Regions from separate parts of the Homo sapiens genome. Here all the other regions are linked to region 2. The links are chromatin loops, found by intact Hi-C in ENCODE. Cell type or tissue: IMR-90. All regions are shown on one strand. Each heading gives the region's core, and the rest is flanking DNA. Links, peaks and the distances in the headings are about the cores only. Region 1 overlaps XPR1 (xenotropic and polytropic retrovirus receptor 1). Region 2 has its middle 32 kb from the start of LINC01732. Region 3 overlaps STX6 (syntaxin 6).

Region 1 (6,620 bases), core at 508-5,507, 260 kb after region 2:
ACCTCTTCCATGAAATTCAGCCGGTGGTGTGAAGTGTGGGATTCCTTGTTATGAGAGATATGCTCAGGACTCTAAAGCAGCAGCAACTTAAGAAGTTAGCAATGAAACTTTGGCTTAAAATAAAAACAAAGAAAAGAAAAGGTCAAACTGGTGCAAGTTGTCTCCTGAAAGAGGTATGTGGGACTGACCCTCATAAATGTCATCCAACGTAAGTTTCCCCTGCCTTCTTTTACTGTTATCACCTTCATTGCACAGGAGTTATATCATTCTGTATGGTTAAGTTTCATAAATAATGAGAAAACTATGTGTAACAAATACATCATATTTCCCACCCACCCAGCAACCCTTCCCAAAATAAGAAAAGTTACATCAAATTAAAAAGTAGCTTCATGAATGAAGGTACTGCTTTAAGTTGCACTTTTCCTGCAAGTGCGGCCAGTGCCTTTGCGCTGGGTATGAAGGAAAGAAAAAAATTCTCCACATAAACTGACAAAAAATTTAAAAACCAATGTCCGGTTTCAACCAGTCAAAACCGGGCTGAGCGGAAGCCGAGATATCTCAGTACCGTCCCATCAGAGGGTCCTTGCAATGCCTGTTCTTCATCCTGATAGGTATCTATGTCCTTGTGATTGTAAACAATCCATAAGATACTATGTTTTGTTTCTTAAAACATCCTCTGATTGGCAAATGAAGTAAATATTTGTTTTGAAAATAGAAAATTAAAATTAAACCAGAAGAAAAGAAAAGAAACACAGTGAGCTTGTTTGGAGTCCATAGGATCCGATCCGGAAGAGCTCGGAAAATGTGTTATGTGTTTTCTCCTGTTTTCGGCTGGAAAGGTACTAGAGGTTGCGTTGGTCGAGGAAAGGATTGTAGAGTAGGAAAACCAAAGATGTTAAGCTAGACTTCAGAAAATTCAAGTGTTAGCTTCATCATCTGTGTCTTCTATCAATACCTTAGTGTCACGAGCCTTGGATCTAGTGGTAACAAGGGGGACAAAAAGCACTTAGTCCATTACCCAAATATAAACACTTTCACAGTATTAGACACATTTCCAGTCTTACCATCATTAAACATACATCCTAAACAGGGACTATCTGCTGTACCAGACGGATTATTCTAGAGTTTCCTATTCAATTTCAGATACTATTGGAAAAACACTAAGAAACTAGATCACAACCAGAGGAAGGTAACAAGAACAATGGCAGGGTATGTGCAACGCAGAAGGTAGTGATCTGGGTTTGAGTACTGACTTTGATTTTTTTTTTTTTTTTTGAGACAGAGTCTCGCTCTGTCGCCAGGCTGGAGTGCAGTGGCATAATCTCAGCTCACTGCAACCTCCGTTTCCCAGGCTCAAGCAATTCTCCTGCCTCAGCCTCCTGAGTAGCTGGGATTACAGGCATGTGCCACCACGCTTGGCGAAGTTTTGTATTTTTAGTAGAGATGGGCTTTCACCATGTTGGCCAGGCTGGTCTCAAACTCCTGACCTCAGGTAATCTGCCCGCCTTGGCCTCCCAAAGTGTTAGGTTTACAGGTGTGAGTCACTGCACCTGGCCACCTGACTTTGATTTTATGATGCATCTATTTAACCCTTTGAGTGCCCGTTTCCATCTCTGTAAGGCAGGAATGGTAACACCGATTTCACTGAATACCACTTTCACCTCATGGAGACAGTATGCATATCAAGTGAGAACATGGATGAAAAAAGCATTAAACAAACTTAAGAAACTGGCTGGTTCCTGTAATCCCAGCTCCTTGGGAGGCTGACATAAGAGGATCGCCTTAGCCCGGCAGTTTGAGACCAGTCTGAGCATCACAGTGAGACCCTGTCTTAAAAAAAAAAAAAAAAAAAAAAAGCCAGGTATGATAGTGCAAACCTGTAGCCCCAGCTACTCAGGAAGCTGAGGAAGGAGGATCATTTCAGCCCAGGAGTTCAAGGCTGCAGTAAGGTATGATCACACCACTGCACTCCAGCCTAGGTGACAGACTGAGACCATGTCTCCAAAAAAAAACAACCAACCCCCAAAAAACAAATATAAGAAATTGTGATAAGGATGATGAGGATAAGATAAAACACCACTTGAGGCATACATGAGAAACCAAAAGAGTTAGCCAGCAGAAGAGAAGACCTAAGGAGAGGCATAACAGTTATTTCTCTTCAAAGAGTTGACAACATACAATGCAGAAGAGGGAGGAGACTCATTATAAGTTATGTGAGAGAGCCCAAATAGGATCAAATTGTTAAAGTTATAGTGAAATTACAGTGAAGCACATTTCAGCCCAACATAAACCATTTACCACTATAAATACCAACAATAAAATCAGGTGGCTGAGTGTGGTGGCTCTTGCCTGTAATCCCAGCACTTTGGGAGGCCAAGGAGGGAAGACTTCTTCAGGCTAGGAGTTTGAGACTAGCCTGGGCAACATAGTAAGACCCTGTCTCTATAAAAAATAAAAAATTAGCTGGGCAGAGGGGTGCAGGCGTGTAGTGCCAACTACTTGGGAGGCTGAGGTGGGAGGAGTGCTTGAACCCAGGAGGTTGAAGCTGCAGTGAGTCATGATCGTGCTGCTGCATTGAGCCAACCTGGGCAACGGAGCGAGATACTGTTTCAAAAAAACAAACAAACAAAAAAACCACACACATTAAGGATATGCTAAAGGTTGCATGAGTGATAAAGTCAGTACTGAAACTCAGATCTTATTTTGGATTCCCTGCTCTCTCCGCTGTACACCAACTGTTCCATTCCTAATGTCTTACTCTTGGTGCAATCTGGTTTCCCAGAGTTTCTCCGTTAAACACCTGAAATGGAACAGAATAATCTATTGCCAAAGAGCCCCTTCTTTAAGCAGAAATAGTATATGTTTAGATTGCCCTCTGCTGGTAACTAACAAGGATAATTAGACTTCAAAATCAGGAGCTCAATGAGGTCACCAATCACACTTAGCATTTTCTTCCAGCCCTTTGTGGCACTTATCTCACTGACCCACTCAGTGCTCCCCTGCCCCAGCTTCTTCAAACTCTGCTTCCTTGGGATCACAGCACCAACCATGCTTTGTTTTGATGCTCTTCCTATTACCTCCCTGACTATTCCTACCTCTTTTGTTTATTTTCTTTTTTTCTCTTGTCTGTGTTTGTTCCCTGGCTACTATGGTTGAGCCAGGGATTAAGACTCAGTTCCCTGCTCTCTGCTTTTCTCTGCCTTCTTCAGAGAACTTCCAAATCTCTATTTAAAGTTCAGCAGGTTCTACTCTACTCCTCTATATCCAATGAGTTACTGATACTACCTCCTGTTTCTTACTTCCTTCAAAACATCTCCTTATGTTCCTTCTGGTCCAACAGTAAGCATCCTGATCTGAATTTTCACTGCCCCATACATTGAAGTACTGCATAGCTTTTCATCTGGCTTTCTGGCCTTCAGTTTTTCCCTTGCCTAATATATCTTACACAGTGCTATTAAAACTTCCTAGGATACTACTTTCACAATGTCATTCTTCTACAGAAAAATTCTCTGTGACTCGTGGCTGGGTGCGGTGGCTCATGCCTGTAATGCCAGCACTTTGGGAGGCCAATGCGGGCGGATCACGAGGTCAGGAGATCGAGACCATCCTGGCTAACATGGTGAAACCCCATCTCTACCAAAAACACAAAAAATTAGCTGCGTGTGGTAGCGGACGCCTGTAGTCCCAGCTACTCGGGAGGCTGAGGCAGGAGAATGGCGTGAACCCAGGAGGTGCAGCTTGCAGTGAGTGGAGATTGCACCACTGCACTCCAGCCTGGGCAACAGAGCGAGACTCCATCTCAAAAAAAAAAAATTATCTGTGACTCATTCCTGCCTACAAGATCAAGTTTGCATTTTCAGCCTTTTACAATCATACTTCATCTATTCAGCAAAATTATTCTTACTATAATTCTAGTCACATGGTTTTTCTTTCTGCACTTCATTTCTACCTTTATGTTCTTTACTGTGTCTCTAGTCTATTCACTCCCTTATCCTTTAGAAAACCGTTCATCCTCAACCTAAGCCTCCTTCATTCCAATCTACTGTGCTATCTATTGTCTCTAAATTTCATATGCAGTCACCATATACTGTACATTTATGGTAACTTTTAGCAACATACGTAGTCAATGACTGATAAAAATATTGTTGTAGGTATTTAATAAGAAGATAAAAATAGTAATAGTTTATTCTTAGTAGGCTCTTTCTGTGAGGGAACTGGTCCAAGTTCTATGTAATAATGAATATAATCCACTTAACCTCCCTATAAGCAAGAACCATATTAATTTCAATTTACAGATGGGGGCAGAAAACAGAAATTAAGTCATTTGGTCAAGGCATAGATGGCAGGATTCCTAAAGTTTATAACATAAAAATTATTTGCATACACAACACACAGAAGAGTCAAGTATTAATAAATCACTCTCCAACAACCTTTTCCTCCAGACAGTGGATCTTTAGTGCCAAATTACTAGGTTATGCACTGATGACATTTACTCTATGTGCTCATTTAGACAGTCATAGGTTGTATCATATGGAATTGCTGCTTATTACTGTTTTTTTGTAGGTGAAAAATGGCTGAGTATTGGCAATTTCATTTGGTTCAACCTGATAGCTTTTTAGCTTACATGCTACCCAATGCTAAAACTCAAAGGAAATATGCCTCACAGAAGTAGAAGCCATACATACTGAGAAGCGAGGCGAGGCCGGCGCAGGGATATGCTCTGGTTGTACTTCCATGACCGATTCTTCTGGCGGTTTCGTACCCCATCATCCTGGTCCATCATCTGTTCTAGGAGAGTCTGATCATCTGCGTTCAGGGGGGCCACAGAGATGTCCCGCACAGCACGGAATTCACCACAGTTATTCAGATGTTCATTCTCCAGGCGGAAGAAGTTCCACACAAATCGCCTTAGCAAAATGGGGTAGATCAAAGTACTTATGAAATTGTAACATACTTCTGCTACCTGTAAACCTCCCAGTGTATCAAGTTTCCACTCATGGAAACAAAAACAAAGAATTAAGGGCTTGAATATTAAAATAGGGAAAGATGGTGTTGCGGGGAGGTGGTGGTGGGGGGGTAAGGGAAACAAGACTAGACTATGAAAAAGGGAGGGACTTATGCAATGCAGTTTTAGAGTGCTCATTCTTTCAACTTATTTGACAAATATTTACTGAATGTCTGCCATAAGGCAGTAAAGGCACAGAATGACTCAAAGCCTTTTTGCCCTTATGGGGTGTAATTTCTAGTGGTGGAGACAGACAATGAGCAAGTAAACAATCAATCGGCTAATGATAACTACTGTGAAGAAAATAAAGCAGGACAAGGGAATAGAGTATGCCATCATTAAGACTGGTTAGGGAAAGCTTCTTTGAAGACATGGCAGCTATTGAAAACCTGACTGATACAAAGAAGCAAGTCATGTAAAAATCCTGGAGGAAAGCATCCCAGGCAGAGGAAAATGGCAAGTATAAAAAGGCAAGTTGGAAACAACAGCAAGGTCAGTGGGGGCTAAGAATAAGTGAGGTTAAAATAGCAGGAGATAATGATGGAGGGGTGGAAGAGGGCCCACCCACAGAGGGCCTTATAACCCATAGTTTAAATTTTAGGTCTAATGGAGAACAATGAGAGAACAACAGGAGAATGAAGTGATTTGTTTGAAAAAGGTCCTGCTGAATGGTGAAGAGATCAAAGGGAGACAAGAACAGCTGAAGACAGACCAATTAGAAGGGCTGTTGCAGCAGTCCAGAAAAGAGATGATGGTGACTTAAAGGTGGTAATAACAGAAGTGATGAGAAGCAGACAGACAAAGGATTTATTTATAAAGATGGAGCTGACAGGACTTACTGACATGCGATGTGAGTCGTCTTAGGGTTTTTGGTCTAAGGGAAAGGTGACACCATTTACTAAGATCAGAGATGCAGGGCTGTTCCTGTTAGGTTAGAGCTAATCATTAGATATGGGAGAATTCAGTAGAGAGGTGGACGAGAGTCTGCAGTTCAAGGGAAAGTTTATGGCTGGAGATAGCATAAAGACAGTATTTCACATAATAGGTTTAGGAATAATACAACTAGAGGAGACAAGAGGGCAGAAGATTAAATCCTGGAACACTCTAACACTTAAAAGTTTGGGGGGAGGAGGAAGAACCAGTAAAGGAGTGGACAAGGAATAGCTAGTGAGACAGGAGACTGTAGTTTCTGAGAAGTCAAGTGAAGAAAGTGCTTTGCTGGGAAGTAAAGTAAGGTAAATAAGTACAGAGAACTGACAAGGGGATTTAGCAAAATGGGCAGTACGATCTAAAAGCACAGGCTCTGGGAGACTGTCTAGATTCAAATCATGGCTCTACCACTTGCTAGCTGTAATGACCTTGGATGAGTTACTTAACCTATGCTTCAGTGTCATCAGTAAAAGACATGATAACAGCACCTACTTCCTAAGATTGTTGTGAGGATTTAATAAAGGTAAAAGGCTTAGAACGCTGTCAGCTACATAGTAGGCACTACAATATTATTATTATAGATTATTAACAAAAGTGGTTTAGTTTGAGTATTGGGAATACATACTTGAATGAAAAAGAGAATGGGAGAGAAGTGAGAGTGGAGACAGCAAGTGCAGACGCCTCT
Region 2 (6,620 bases), core at 535-5,534:
TCCCCACAAAATGCCATCAATTTAAAGGGGGTAAATGGGGTCTTTATAGGAGAGAAACCTGGCAGACAAACGTTGGTACGTGACTGGTGATCAAAATAAACAGTTCCAGTTGTGGAATGGATTGACATCCTATGTCTCCTCCTTCCACCCCATGCAATTTGCTGAAATGAGAATAGCATCATTTCTGTGGTGTTCTTATCAAGGGAGCATGACCCAAGTCTGGACACCAGGACATTAGACAGACCCAGGGACGTCCTGCAGAATGAAAGGTTTGTACTCTTTAAAACAGTCGATGACATGAAAGACAGGGAAAGACTAAGAAACTGTTTCAAATTGGAGAAAACTAAAGAGGCACAAGAACCATGCAACTTGTATTCCTGGATATGATCTTGGACTAGAAAGGAAAAAGAGACATTGTTGGGACAGCTTGAAAATTTTGAATGGGGTCTGTGGATTGGATGGCAGATGTGTCCAAGTGCAAGCCCTGACTTGAAAGGTTCTATGGTGGCTATGTAGGAGATTATATAGTCCTAGTTCTGTAATAAATGATTTAACATGGCCAGGTGTGGTGGCTCATGCCTCTAATCCCAGCACTTTGGGAGGCCAAAGCAGGCAGATCACTTGAGGTCAGGAGTTCAAGACCAGCTTGGCCAACATGGTGAAATCCCCGTCTCTACTAAAAATACAAAAATGGCCCTGGCATCGTGGCGGGTGCCTGTAATCCCAGCCACTCAGGAGGCTGAGACAGGAGAATCGCTTGAACCCAGAAGGCAGAGGTTGCAGTGAGCCAAAATTGCGCCACTGCACTCCAGCCTGGGCAACAGAGTGAGACTCTATCTCAAATAAATAAATAAATACATAAATGATTTAACAGTTTGCCAAGGACCAAGGGAACAGCTTCCTCACTTCACGCAACAGAACATATAAAGATACATTTGAAACATCTTCATCCTTTGTTTATTTTCTAATATAATATGCTGAACTCCATCTAACATCATGGCATGGCCCCAACATCCTCTTTGGCCATTTGTCTTTCAGTCTATCGCTAAGAATTTATCTTCTTCCTGACCTGCTACTTCCTGGTTTTCTAACTTCAGGAGCTTTTTGTTCATTGAGGGTGCAAGCTTTTATTCTGCCTTGAAGCACTCTCCCCATTAGCTAGGAGATTTTTTGACAAGAAAGGTGTATCTAAGCCCATTTTCTGTAAAATCTGTCATTGCCTAAGTGGTACCCTGCTGCTTGAGTCCTCATTCGTCTCCATGGCAATGTTCTGAAACTAGTCTGCTTGTGTAAGTTCAAGGCCCATCAAATTATTTACCCTAACAGAGTCTTTGTATCCCACCAATGCACACACAGACACATTCAGTGCATCATAGCAGCAACCTTCAAAAACGTAGCCACAGTTTGGTTTATATTCATTTCAGAAACAACCTCATCTTTTGAACTGGATAGTCCACTCATCAGCTGAGCTTCGTTTACTCATCCATTCATTCATGTGTGTGGGCTTAGTGAGGGGTGACATAAAAACTTACCTCTTCCTTGGGGGCTGGAGTAGGAATCAGGGATGGCTTCATGGAGGAGTAGTTAGCTGACCACTGAAGGAGAAGGGCTTTCCTGACAAAAACAAAGCACAAAAGCATGGAGCTATGAATGAGATGACCAGGCTGGGGAATGGGGTGAAGGAGGGTGGTAATGAGAGGTACAGAGGAGAGGCAAGAGAGAAGGATGGGAACACTCTCCTAAGTATAAAATACTGAGGAATTGGCACTTTTCTTTAAGGCACTGAGGAAGATTTTAGGAGGAAATGCAGCATCCTCCGATTCATGTTTTCAAAAGCTCTCATTTGCTGCTGCACTGAGGTTTGATTAAAGGGTAAAGTCTCAGGGGCAGAAACACACTGACGAGGGCCTGAGCACACCACAGAGTGAGGGTGCACGGTGGAGATTCAGGCACCACTTCAGAGGCAGGCTGGGGAGGACCCAGTGACCATCAGATGGAGGAGAGAGGGACACTGCAGGGATTTCTGAGCCTGTTTAATGTCCAAGAAGGGAGAGTGTGGGAGAGAAGATAAAGAGTTTCATTTGGTACAGTTTGAGGAGTCTCTGAGACATTTAGTAATAAAATTAGATTTTGGCACACCCCCTGTCCTCCAATTTCCCCACACCCTTCATTCTCTATCACAGGGATGAAGCAACCTGATGAGCTAATCTCCACTGAGGTTGAATTAAGATTTAAAGGTTTAACCTGTGACTCCCCCACAGGAATTGCATTTTCATTTAACAGGAGTACCACTTAGCCAATCTTAATCAAAGGAAGGACTCTCTTTTAGCAAAATTCCAGGCAATGTGATGAGCAAGTTGGGGAGATGTTTTCAGGCAGGGAGATCTGCCAAACACCCCTCATATCACATGACAGAGGCTACAGCTACAAACTGTCTTAGTGAAGAGAATTCCCTGTTGAAGTTTCCCCTTCATTCCAAAAAACCCAGTTCATCCCATAAACAAAGGGATCTTCCTCCAGGCAGGACGATGATCTCTTATGGTGGGGTGGCGGGACAGCAGATGTCACAGAGGCCTGGGGTCACTGAGTTCAAGTCCTGGGTCTGCCATTTATTGCTGTATAATCTTGGGCAGTTATTTAATTTTTCTCTAAGACTCGACTTCACCATCCATTAAACAGGAGTTCAGAGCATTTGCCTCTGAGGCTGTTGTGAGCCCAGATTTAAATCACATGGTCACTGTAAACACTAGTTCCTTCTCCTCCCACCCCCAACCCTCACCTCCCCAACTTATTACTTCAGACTTGAAACACCATCAGTCATTCTCACTGCCTCCACCATTTATCTCAGTGTCTTTCAACACCCAATTCACTTAGAGAAGCCTAATTTTCTTCCTGTTCATGCGCTATTAGCTGCTCTGACAACTCTAGGTGATGAAAACCCATTTGTGTGGGACAGGCTGAGCCTCCACACCCAGCGGAGCGGGCTGTGTCTGCGAGCCGCCTGCAGGGGGCAGCATCGGGCAGCGTAAGGCAACGCCAGGGCTCCCTTGTAAAACGCTGGGGTCGGTCTGGGGAGGGCCGCAGAGAAGGCGTTTCAATTCAGACTCCAGCTGACAAAGGATCCATTTTACTCCATGCGGGTCTGACGCAGTCTGTCAGAGAGTCAGGTCTTTGGTAAACAAGAGTGCAGGGAGTGGCTATCCAAAAGCAACCCCGACCCGCGCAAGTCCAGCAGCGTTTTTCCCAAACCCACACCGGGACTAGGTTACCTTTTAATAAGCACGGGTGAGAGAAGCAGAAGACATCTCCTTATGAACTCACGGGGCCCTTGTTGCGGATGCGCCTTTCACCCCCAGTGAAGTAGTGGGAGAGAGCCCTTGACAAGGACAAGAAGGGGAGCTTAACCTCCCCCTCCCCATAAGCATTTTTAGATTTTCCCACACACTCAGCCCCTTCGAGGAGTCCTGGAGAAAACAAAAGAAACAGACACAGATGCTGATTCTAAAGAAGCTATTAATATTGTTGAAAAGACATGCAGATGTGAAGCTGGGATGCAAGGGTACACATGATCATGCTCTGTTTCTGAGAAAGCCTGGTGGCTCCGTGTCCCCAAAGCCCCAGGATGCACAGGCCAACCTGGGATGAATTTCTATGATTTGTGAATTTGTTGACGTGGAAAAACAAAGGGGCAGAACGTTTAAAATCAATCAAGCCTGCCCTGGAAGTCCAGAATATGGGATCGCCGAAGGGACAGATGATCAGAGCTGTAGGAATTTGAGGAAGGGAGCTATTGATGAATGTGGTGTTAAGTGGCCTGGACAAGCCAGTGGACTTGGTCATTCCTGAGAGCCTCGGGCCTCTGTGCCAATGAGAGACACTCATCACCCACTCTCCTATTGACTTTGGCTGGGGAGGGGAACTGCTATGTCACCATGACATCATCACCTTCCAGGAATCATCGAGTCAGCCTCAGCCCTCGAGGCCCCGGAAGTGGAGGCCCCAAGGCAGGACCCACTCACTTCCTCCTAGCCAAAGGCCAGGGGAGAAGGGGCTGCTCCCCACAGAGCTTTGGGCCTGTTTTTCACCACCCTCTCCCAGTACTCAAGGCAGCCAGGACCTGACCCAGGGTAGGTCAGCTTTGCAAAGAGACAGACATCAGCATGGTGCCAGCTGCACCACGCCCACCCACACTCTCACACTGTGGGAGAGAGGCCCCCAGTGGAGAATGGCAGTGGCTGAGAGTTGAAATGCAAGCATCCCTGGTAGAGGTCGGGCTTGTAGCTTTACCAGTCCTTCATACCTCCTTATGTACATGAGCTTCTAAGGGAAAAAATGTGATGGAGGAAGGAATTAGGAATGAAGTAAGAGGGAGTGGGGGCTGGCAGGAACAAGTGCAGAAAGCCGAGGTGGGGAGGGCTAAAAGGAAACCTGTGCCCACTTCATAGCTGAAGGTCACTGCAGATCTGGTGTCACCTGCAGATAGTCATGGGGGGAGGCAGATCGGTCCAGGCCCATTCCTTTCCGGAAAGACAGTGAGCACCACACAGCTCAACTCATCCCATGGCCAGAAGCCCAGGTACAGCACCAGAGGGTATCCACCTGTGGCCCTCAGGGGGTGACTTCCTCTTGCCCTTTCCTCCAGCATAGTCACAGGTGCCTCCCCCATCTTCCCCATATCAGAACTTTCCCTTCTCTGCTAAGAGGATTCAAACCAGTATCTGTCCACACCACATCAGCATCTGTTTCATCTTTTCATTAAACTCAGTGTTCCATTGCTCTGTAAGCTGGTCTTAGGAAAAAGAAAATTAACCAGTAGGCAATAATACGATTTTCTAGCATGGCAAACATCCTATACTCCTCCTACCCCCACTAACACACACACACACATACACACACACACGTGTGCACACACACAATTGGCCATGTTTACTACATTGATTCACTTAATGCCAACAACACCCTGCCAGGTAAATATCTCCATCTTCCAGCTGAGAACACTGCAATTCAGAAAGGGAAAGGAAGTTCTCCAGGGCACACAACTAGTGAGTGACAAAGCCAGTCTCAGAAGCCAGGTCCGTCTGTCTCCAAGGAGCTGGGATCTTTGCATTTGGGTACTCTGACTCAAAATAGGAGCCTCCTCTGCCTCTGAGTCAGAAACTTTAAAATTAGAATTTCATTCAGCGATTCACAAAATCTTAAGGTTGGAAGAAATGTTGAAGGTTGTCCAGGTCCATGACCCGGCAGACATCTGCCTCTCCTGCATAGCAGTGTTCTGGCTTCTGCTTGGATGCTCCATATCCAGGAAGTGTCCTGGTTCAGCCCATGCCGGTTTAGAATTATTAGATGGTTCTAGTGGTTTTGGAGCTGAACTCTCTCCCTATAACATCCATGCATTGGGTCTCCTCTTGGGAACATACAGAACCTAAGCAGTGTCACCCCTAAATTCTCTTTCACCAGACTGTGTGTTCTCAAGTCCTTGCAAGCTGCTCTTATGTGGAGGTTTCTCCCCACTCTCCTCTGTATGGGGGTCTGGTTTGTCTGTTCAGTCTCGAAGGGAGACCCAGCATGACTGTAATTCTCCGGAAGGGAGCTGACCAGCCCTGAGAAGAATGGGAGCAGGTTCCACTGAGGAGACTGTAACTTGTTCATTTATTTACAGATCTTAATACACTGGGGACTCATTTTGACCTTATTATGAATGAAAACCCTTAAATGCCTTTCCCATATGCTGTCCCTAAGCCACACCCTTTCCTGCCCCTGTGCGGCTGGGTTTGAGATGTTTATAACCTGTTCTCTCGGGTTAGGCAATGGCCTGAACATGCTCTTGTATGGTCTGACCAGCCCCCTGCTGCCCGGGCCTCTCCTCAGTGCTCCCTGGCACTGCTGACCCTCTAGGGCCCAGCCACATCCTCCCTCTGGCCCTGCTCTGGTTGTCCACTCTGAGGCTCAGCCATGGGGCCTCCTAGGCCCACCTCTGCAGCATGCTGGCTCTTAATTCCCAGCCTCCTTATGCCCCGCAGGAGGCACCTGGGAAGTCGCGGATACACCTTCATGCAGGTCGTGGAGAAGCAAGGGCCACTGTCTCAGCCCTTCCTCTGACAGGACACAATTTGCCAGCATTTCCACCATGCCGGGGCTGCCCTGCAGACACCTGCAAGGGACTCTCTTCCCAGATATCCAAATGGGAAGTAGGCGGCAGGCCCCTCTACTTTCTACCTCCTATCTACCTATGTAGGCTGTTTCTACCACCTTGCCCCTACCCTTAGTTCATGGGTGGTGGGTGGGGCACACAGCATGGTACCCTGCTCCCTCATTGTGTCAATCTCCCTCCAAGCCTCTCCCAGCACCAGCTGGGTTTTTCTTCCTTCCTGTGGGGCAGGCACTTCCTTTGTGTGGAATCCTCTGTTCTCTCCACTGTGGCTTCACACATCAAGCCATGCTCAGATCCCCCCAGCTCTGCTCTGGATTTACAGAAGGGATCTTCTTGGAAAGTAGAAAAAATATATCCCTCTTATTAACCAGGCTCTCAAAATTATTGACTATTAGCTTGCTATGGACTTTTTAAAATCTGGTTTGAAACACAAAACTGAGGAAGGCTTCTCTGTTCTAGGATGTCTGGG
Region 3 (6,620 bases), core at 634-5,633, 160 kb after region 2:
ATTGGAGTTCTTTTGTTCCGCTCTGACTTTTTGAGGCAGGTCCTGAGCTTGCAATGCTGCTTAAAACTTTCCACTTGAGGTCACAAGAGCCCCTGTGGTTAGTACCCGTTCCTTCTATGCATGAAGCCTCTGCGGGAAGTGCTGAGAAGTCTGCTGGGGTAACAGCTCCCTGGGGTTACCTAGTTCATGCTTCGTAGAGGCAGCTTAGCCACTTCAGAGGAAAACGGCTTTAAAAGAACATCCTCGGGTTGTGCTGGCTTGTGTGGTATATGCTTCTCCTTGGTGAAAATTCCTACTTAATACAGTTGTGGAAGAGAAGGTGATTGGAGGGTGGTAGGAGGCATGAGTAGAGGCTGATGGAAAGCCAAAAAATGGAAATCTGGTTCAGTGTTGGAAATCTGGTGCTGAGAATAGCGAGATGCCTGAGGGAAGGGGGTAAACATAGGAGTGTGTGAGGTTGAGGGCGGGGTTGGAGAAGGAATACTTTCTCCGTTTTTGTCCTGAAAGAATCGCAACTAATCATTTTAGCAAAGTGGTTTTAAATTATTGTAAGCATTTTAATCTTTTTAAAAAATTAATAAACTATTTTTAGAACAGTTTTAGGTTCCTAGCAAAATTGAGCAGGAAGTACAGAGAGTTCCCATATAGCCCCCTTCCCCCATGCATAACTTCCCTGACTATTGACATCAAGCATCACGGTGGTACGTTTGTTACAATCAGCCTACGCTAACACATCATTAATCATCCGCAAAGACCGTTGTTTACCTTAGGATTCACTCTTGGTATTGTACATTCTCTGGGTTTGAACAAATGTATAAATGACATGTATCCATCATTGTAGCATCACACAGAGCTGTTTCACTGCCCTAAAAAATCCTGTGTTCCACCTGTTTATCCCTCCCTTCCCCCAACCCCCAAACTACTGATCCTTTGACTGTCTCCATAGTTTTGCTTTTCCAGCTTGCATATGGTTGGAATCATATATCACAGATCCTTTTCAGATTGGCTTCTCTCACTTAGCAGTGTGCATCTAAGTTTCCACTGTGCTTTTTCATGGCTTGATAGCTTATTTCTGTTTTAACACTGAATAATATTCTATTGTCTGGATGTACCACAATTTATCCATTTACCTACTGAAGGACGCCTTGGTTGCTTCCAAGTTTTGGCAATGATGAATAAAGCTGTTATAAACACCCATGTGCAAATTAGCCAGGCGTGGTGGCGTGCGCCTATAACCCCAGCTACTTGGGAGGCTGAGGCAGGAGAATCGCTTGAACCCAGGAGGCAGAGGTTGCAGTGAGCCGAGATCACACCACTGCACTCTAGCCTGGGTGACAGAGGGAGACTCTGTCTCAAAAAAAAAAAAAAAAAAAAAAAAAAAGTGCAGGTTTTTATATGGACATAAGTTTTTAAGTTCATTTGGATAAGTAACAAGGTATGTGGTTGCTGAATGGTTATGGTAAGAGTATGTTTGGGTTTTGTAAGAAACTGCCAACCTGTCTACCAAAGTGGCTGTACCAGTTTGAATTCCCACTAGGAGTTAATATTGCTCCACATCCTTGCTAGCATATGGTGTTGTCACTGTTTGGGGTTTTGACCATTCTAATAGGTGTGTATTGTTTCTTGTTTTAATTTGCCTTTCCCCAGTGACATCTAATGTTGAACATCTTTTCGTATGCTTCCCTGGCAGCTCTTTCATGGTGTTTTTTTTTTTTTTTTTGAGACAGAGTCTGACTCTGTCACCTATGCTAGAGTGCAGAGGTGCGATCTCAGCTCACTGCAACTTTTGCCTTCCAGGCTCAAGTGGTTCTTGTGCTTCAGCCTTTCAAGTAGCTGGGATTACAGGCCTGCGCCACCACGCCCAGCTAATTTTTGTATTTTTAGTAGAGACAGGGTTTCACCATGTTGGCCAGGCTGGTCTTGAACTCCTAACCTCAAGTGATCTGCCTGCCATGGCTTCTCAAAGTGCTGAGATTACAGGTGTGAGCCACCTTGCCCAGCCCCATCTCTTTTTTGATGAGGTGTCTGTTCAGGTCTTTTGCCCATTTTTAAAATCAAGCTGTTAGTTTTCATACTGGTGAGTTTTAAAAATTCTTTGTATAATACATTCTGGACAACAGTCCTTTATCAGATGAATCTTTTGCAAATATTCTACCCCAATCTGTGGCTTGTCTTCTCATTCTTTTGACAGTGACTTCACAGAGCATAAGTTTTTAATTTTAATGACATCCCAATTTCAATTATTTATTTCATGGATATATAGTGTCTTTGGTGTTGCATCTAAAAAGTCATTGCCATACCCAAGGTCATCTAGGTTTTCTCCTGTGTTTTCTTCCAGGAGTTTGATAATTTTGCATTTTACATTTAGGTCTGTGGATACATTTTGAGTTAATTTTTGTTAAGGTGTAAAGTCTGCCTCCAACTTCATTTTTTTGGCATGGATGTCCAGTTGTTTCAGCACCATTTGTTGAAAAGACTCTCTTTGCTCTGTTGTATTGCACTTGCTCCTTTGTGAAAGATCAGTTGACTGTATTTATGTCAGCCTATTTCTGGACTGTCTGTTCCATTGATCTGCTTGTCTATTTTCCTAATACTACATTATCTTGATTGATGTTATGGTAAGTCTTATAGTTGTTCCACATTTCTGGAATATTCTGTGCCAGGTTTTTTTTCAGTCTTTTTTTCTTTTTTCAGGTTTCTGTTGACAAATTGTGAAGCTCAGAGATCCTTTCCTTAGCTGTGTTTAGCCTACTAATGAGCCCATTAGGGGCATTCTTCATTTGTGTAGTCTTTTTGATCTCTATTTTTTTCATTCTAGAATTTCCATGTCTCTGCCTACATTATCCATGTGTTCTTGCATGTTGTTTACTTTTTCCATTAAAGCCTGTAGCATATTAATCATAGTTTTAAAAATTCCTCTTCTGATAATTCCAACATTCCTGCTGTATCTGACTCTGGTTCTGATGCATATGCAGTTTCTTCCTACTGTTGCTTTTTCCTTTAGTGTGCCTTTTACCTTTTTGTTGAAAAGTGGACATGATATACTGGGTAAAAGGAACTGTGGTAAATAGACCTTTACCATAGATGGGGTGGTGAGGCCGGGGGGTGGCATTTTCTAGTCCTGTGATTAGGTCTTAGCCTCTGGTGAGCCTGTGCCCCTGGCCCGTGAACTTCACTAGTGCTTCCCAGTTTTTCTACTGTTAGGTGGAACTGGATGGCTAGAGAAGACTGGAGTTGGGTATTTTCCTTCCCCCAGGTTAGTCAGACTCTGGTTAGTTTCTTTTGAGGGCAGACTTTGTTTAGAACAGAGTGCTCTGGAGTATTTCGTAGTGATTCTTTTTCCCCTCCGCCTGCTGGAAGCATGAGGGGATTTTTCCCAATATTCGCTGAGAACCTGGTCAAGCTCCTGGAGGTAAAACCCACAGAAGTGTGGGGGTCCCCTTCGCCTGGGTCCACCTGGAGTGTTTTTGTTTGTTTGTTTTTCATCTCAGACTTGTCCACACTGAGCCTTCAGCGACTCATCAATTAAAGCTAAGGTTTTCCTACCAGAACACTGGTTCCTATGGAGTTTGTTGCTTCGTGGGTTTCTGCTCTGATAAGCTGTGATTCTCTGTATGCATCTGTAGGTTTCTGCAGTTTTAGGGGCAGCAGTTTACCATGTGACCTCACTTCTCTGATGGATCTAAGAAGAGTTTTGCTTTTTCAGTTTGTTCAGCTTTTTACTTGTTACGACAGAGTGATGACTTCTAAGCTTCTTACATACTTGGCTGGAAATTAAAAATTTAACATTTTTAATCAGATGAGAGAATGCCAGTTATAAAAGTTTTCTTGACCATTGAAGTAATAGTTAAACAGGTCAAAGTGTGACCTGCAGTAGGCCATCTCTGCCTTCCCTAGACCTTTGGAACAGTCCTACCTGAGAACAACGAGTGATGGACCTGGGGTCTTTGTCCTGCTCAGAGTTAACTAAATGAGTTTCTAGTATGTCTGAGGTAGACCAAGGTGATCACCACTTAGAAGGTACTTGCTTTACTTATAATTTGGTGGCAGTTCTCTTGTCCAGTTCTAAGACTTTGATATCCATAATATTTAAAATAATTTTAAGTACATGTTTTGCCTTGTGGAGAGTTTAGCAGTTTATTTTCATAGATTGAGATCTTTTTGCAACGTGATTCTCAATAACTATAGTGTGCTAAAATCAGTGGGCTTTCAAAGAAACTTTAGTGAATCAATATGTCTTTATATTTCTATTTAAATGGAACTCTTATTCCTAGTGGTTGTACTGCATTTTCATACGCTAGTGAATTCTGTTATCAGTCGGGCCCTTTGTGGAAGATGCCAAAACTCATCAGTGGAAGGACTGCTCATTTTTTCTACATGTCTCCAAATTAAGGAAGCATCCTGATGTTGACAGCATCCTCTGTGCCCTAGGTTTGGGTATTGCACAGTGTGTGTATGACAGGGTTGTGTTGTTTAATTCTCACAACAGCCCTGCGGGGCAGCTGTTGTAGAGTTGGGACCACAGGATTGTGAGCTGCAGCAGGGCTCCCCCAGGGCCTGTCTGGGCCCTTCTGTCTCACAGGGCCTCCCTGCTCTCAGCCATTTGGATGGACTCTAGTCAAGTTGTTTCCTGTGCCTGCTGTTCCAAATTGTTGGTAGGGCAGAAAGTTTCAGAAAAAAAATTCCACTTTCATTTACAGAGGAGCTGTACAAGGTACTTTAACACAGTTACTAGTTAAGTAATCTTACTTGACTAGGTGTGGTGTGAAATTAATCATGCTGTCTCACTGGAGCTTGCTTTTTCAGCTGTATATTTCCTGAAGTGACCAGCAGTAGCTTTCATCTCCTTTCCCTCCTCCCGTTGTGCTCATTGAGAAAAGAATGTGATTATTGTTTAATTAAATGACTTGACTTTTATGGGAGATTAAAGCAGGCAGGCTTTGATCTGTAACACCATTGCCAACACCTTTTTTGAGGATATGCTAACTACCAGCAGAAAGCTAAGATCCGCAGATTTTAATTAAAGACTTGAGACACAAAGCATGTAATTATTACGAGACATTTTCAGGGGACTGGCAAAGTTGTGACTGCATGCGAAGTGCAGGCCAAGAACAGAGCAGCATTAGAGCATCAGGCACCTAGGCAGGTGTAAGATCATGGCCCCGTCATTTGCACGTTCTGCCCCTTTTCTGCTTCAAAGGGTGCCATAAATTCCATATAACTGTATCTTGGGGAATGTGGAGTCCCTGTGAGAGCTAATCCCCATGTCCTGCCTTCCAGATCGGCGCCAATGGTGTGCCATAGCCATCCTCTTTGCAGTCCTGTTGGTTGTGCTCATCCTCTTCTTAGTGCTGTGACGGCGGGGCCTCTGGGTGCGAGTTCCTCCTGCATATGAACCGAGGGGAGGAGGAGAAGCTGAGCACGTGTGACATTGCCGTCTACTCACATTCCTATCCTGGAAACATACTGCTGCACTGACTTTTCTCCGTGTGACCCCACAATTGACATGGCTCCTCCATCCCAGCGCTGGAAGGGCCAGTGGGAAGAGGAAATAGATGTCTGCACTCCTGGCTGCAGCTGGACAACAGAAGCCCCATGCCGCCTGTCCAGTTCGGAGGAGAACTAGCTGCTGCCTTGCCTTCCGGGACCTCGTTTGCTGAGGAGGGACTTACAGACTCCACTGGTGTTTTGCTGTTGCTCATTCCATGCATCTTTGGCAGCTCTTTTCTTCTGCTCAGACCCTTCCCCGTGCTCAGACAGTGCACCGCTGTCCCATCTAAAGAAACCTGTCAGGAATACGAGCTTCTGGGTATGTTTCGTTTCCCATTGCTGTAGCATTTCTTATCCCCTGAGAGCTGATGATTATTGAGGACAGAAGGCTCAGAAACAGTTTGTGACAGAAAATGCAGTGTTTCATTTTTCAGGGATAAATGCTAAGATAAAATTGCTTTTCCAGGTCATTTTTTTTTGTGGTAAGAATAACTAATGGAAAATAATGAAACACCCTGGGGTTTGGGGGTGCTAACAACTTGTGGCTTTAACTGACAGGAGCAATTAAAAAGAGCAAGAGGGTTCTGCATTGGCATAGCTTAGGGAAGGGTTAATGATGTCGCCACAGGTCAGCTCCTGATCCTTGCCGACTTGATGTTGCTGTACCAGGGCTTCCTCCCCAGAGGTGCAGCTTGCGTTTTGAGGGTGATTGCTACATATGTTGTTGCTAAACAGCTCAGTAACACACTTGAATGAATTTGGATACCAGATTGTCCTCATTACAGTTCTTTTACTCTTAGGGCACTCTACACTGGGGGTTGGGGTTGGGAGTGGTTAGTACATTTATTACATTTATTAAGAAACGTAATGACATAAAAGGTTAGCTCTGGGCCAGACTTCTCTTACTCTGTGGGTAATGGCAAGGATGTGTAGGTAAACTTGGTTCTTTTTTTTCCCTAAGATGACAGCTTGATTTTATCATCTGCAGTCAAATAACTGAGCCAATCCAAATTTAAATGATAGATGCTTTAATTGAGTTTAAGTAGCTGAAACTGCTGAGACACTAAACTTTAACCTTCTGATGACTTTTTAAAATGCCTCAAATGTGCACATGTATATAGGATATTTTT

Evidence for each region. Hi-C counts contacts between places; a loop is a spot of excess contacts. Peaks named below come from ENCODE experiments on the same cell type or tissue, not always from the same donor. Only the 100,000 strongest peaks of a DNase experiment are listed, where the experiment ranks them.
Region 1: a loop joins it to region 2, with 5 times the contacts of the local background. A loop is called at or near these places in 67 of 110 quality-filtered maps.
Region 3: it touches region 2 in a loop (6-fold over the local background); 2 of 110 quality-filtered maps call a loop at or near these places.

The regions. Positions count from the first base shown.
Region 1 is chr1:180,878,363-180,884,982 of GRCh38, reverse strand. It overlaps XPR1 (xenotropic and polytropic retrovirus receptor 1), which reads right to left. Exons shown (of 15, transcript NM_004736.4): 14 at 4,686-4,907; 15 at 1-977. The coding sequence ends at 917. Among named protein-coding and RNA genes, the nearest start is that of LINC02816, 25 kb to the left of the region's middle. In IMR-90, for the core only: a CTCF peak has its summit at 2,876 (motif pointing left); a DNase peak (open chromatin) is centred at 2,862.
Region 2 is chr1:181,139,050-181,145,669 of GRCh38, reverse strand. No RefSeq gene overlaps it. Among named protein-coding and RNA genes, the nearest start is that of LINC01732, 32 kb to the left of the region's middle. RefSeq lists enhancers at 3,547-4,047, 4,059-4,138, 4,048-4,548 and a cis regulatory region at 3,694-4,243. In IMR-90, for the core only: a CTCF peak has its summit at 3,007 (motif pointing right); DNase peaks (open chromatin) are centred at 3,089 and 3,899; H3K4me3 peaks cover 214 bases; H3K27ac peaks cover 1,794 bases.
Region 3 is chr1:180,975,307-180,981,926 of GRCh38, reverse strand. STX6 (syntaxin 6) reads left to right here. Exons shown (of 8, transcript NM_005819.6): 8 at 5,281-6,620. The coding sequence ends at 5,357. Among named protein-coding and RNA genes, the nearest start is that of KIAA1614-AS1, 24 kb to the right of the region's middle. RefSeq lists a silencer at 160-239. In IMR-90, for the core only: no CTCF peak of the experiment used is centred there; no DNase peak of the experiment used is centred there.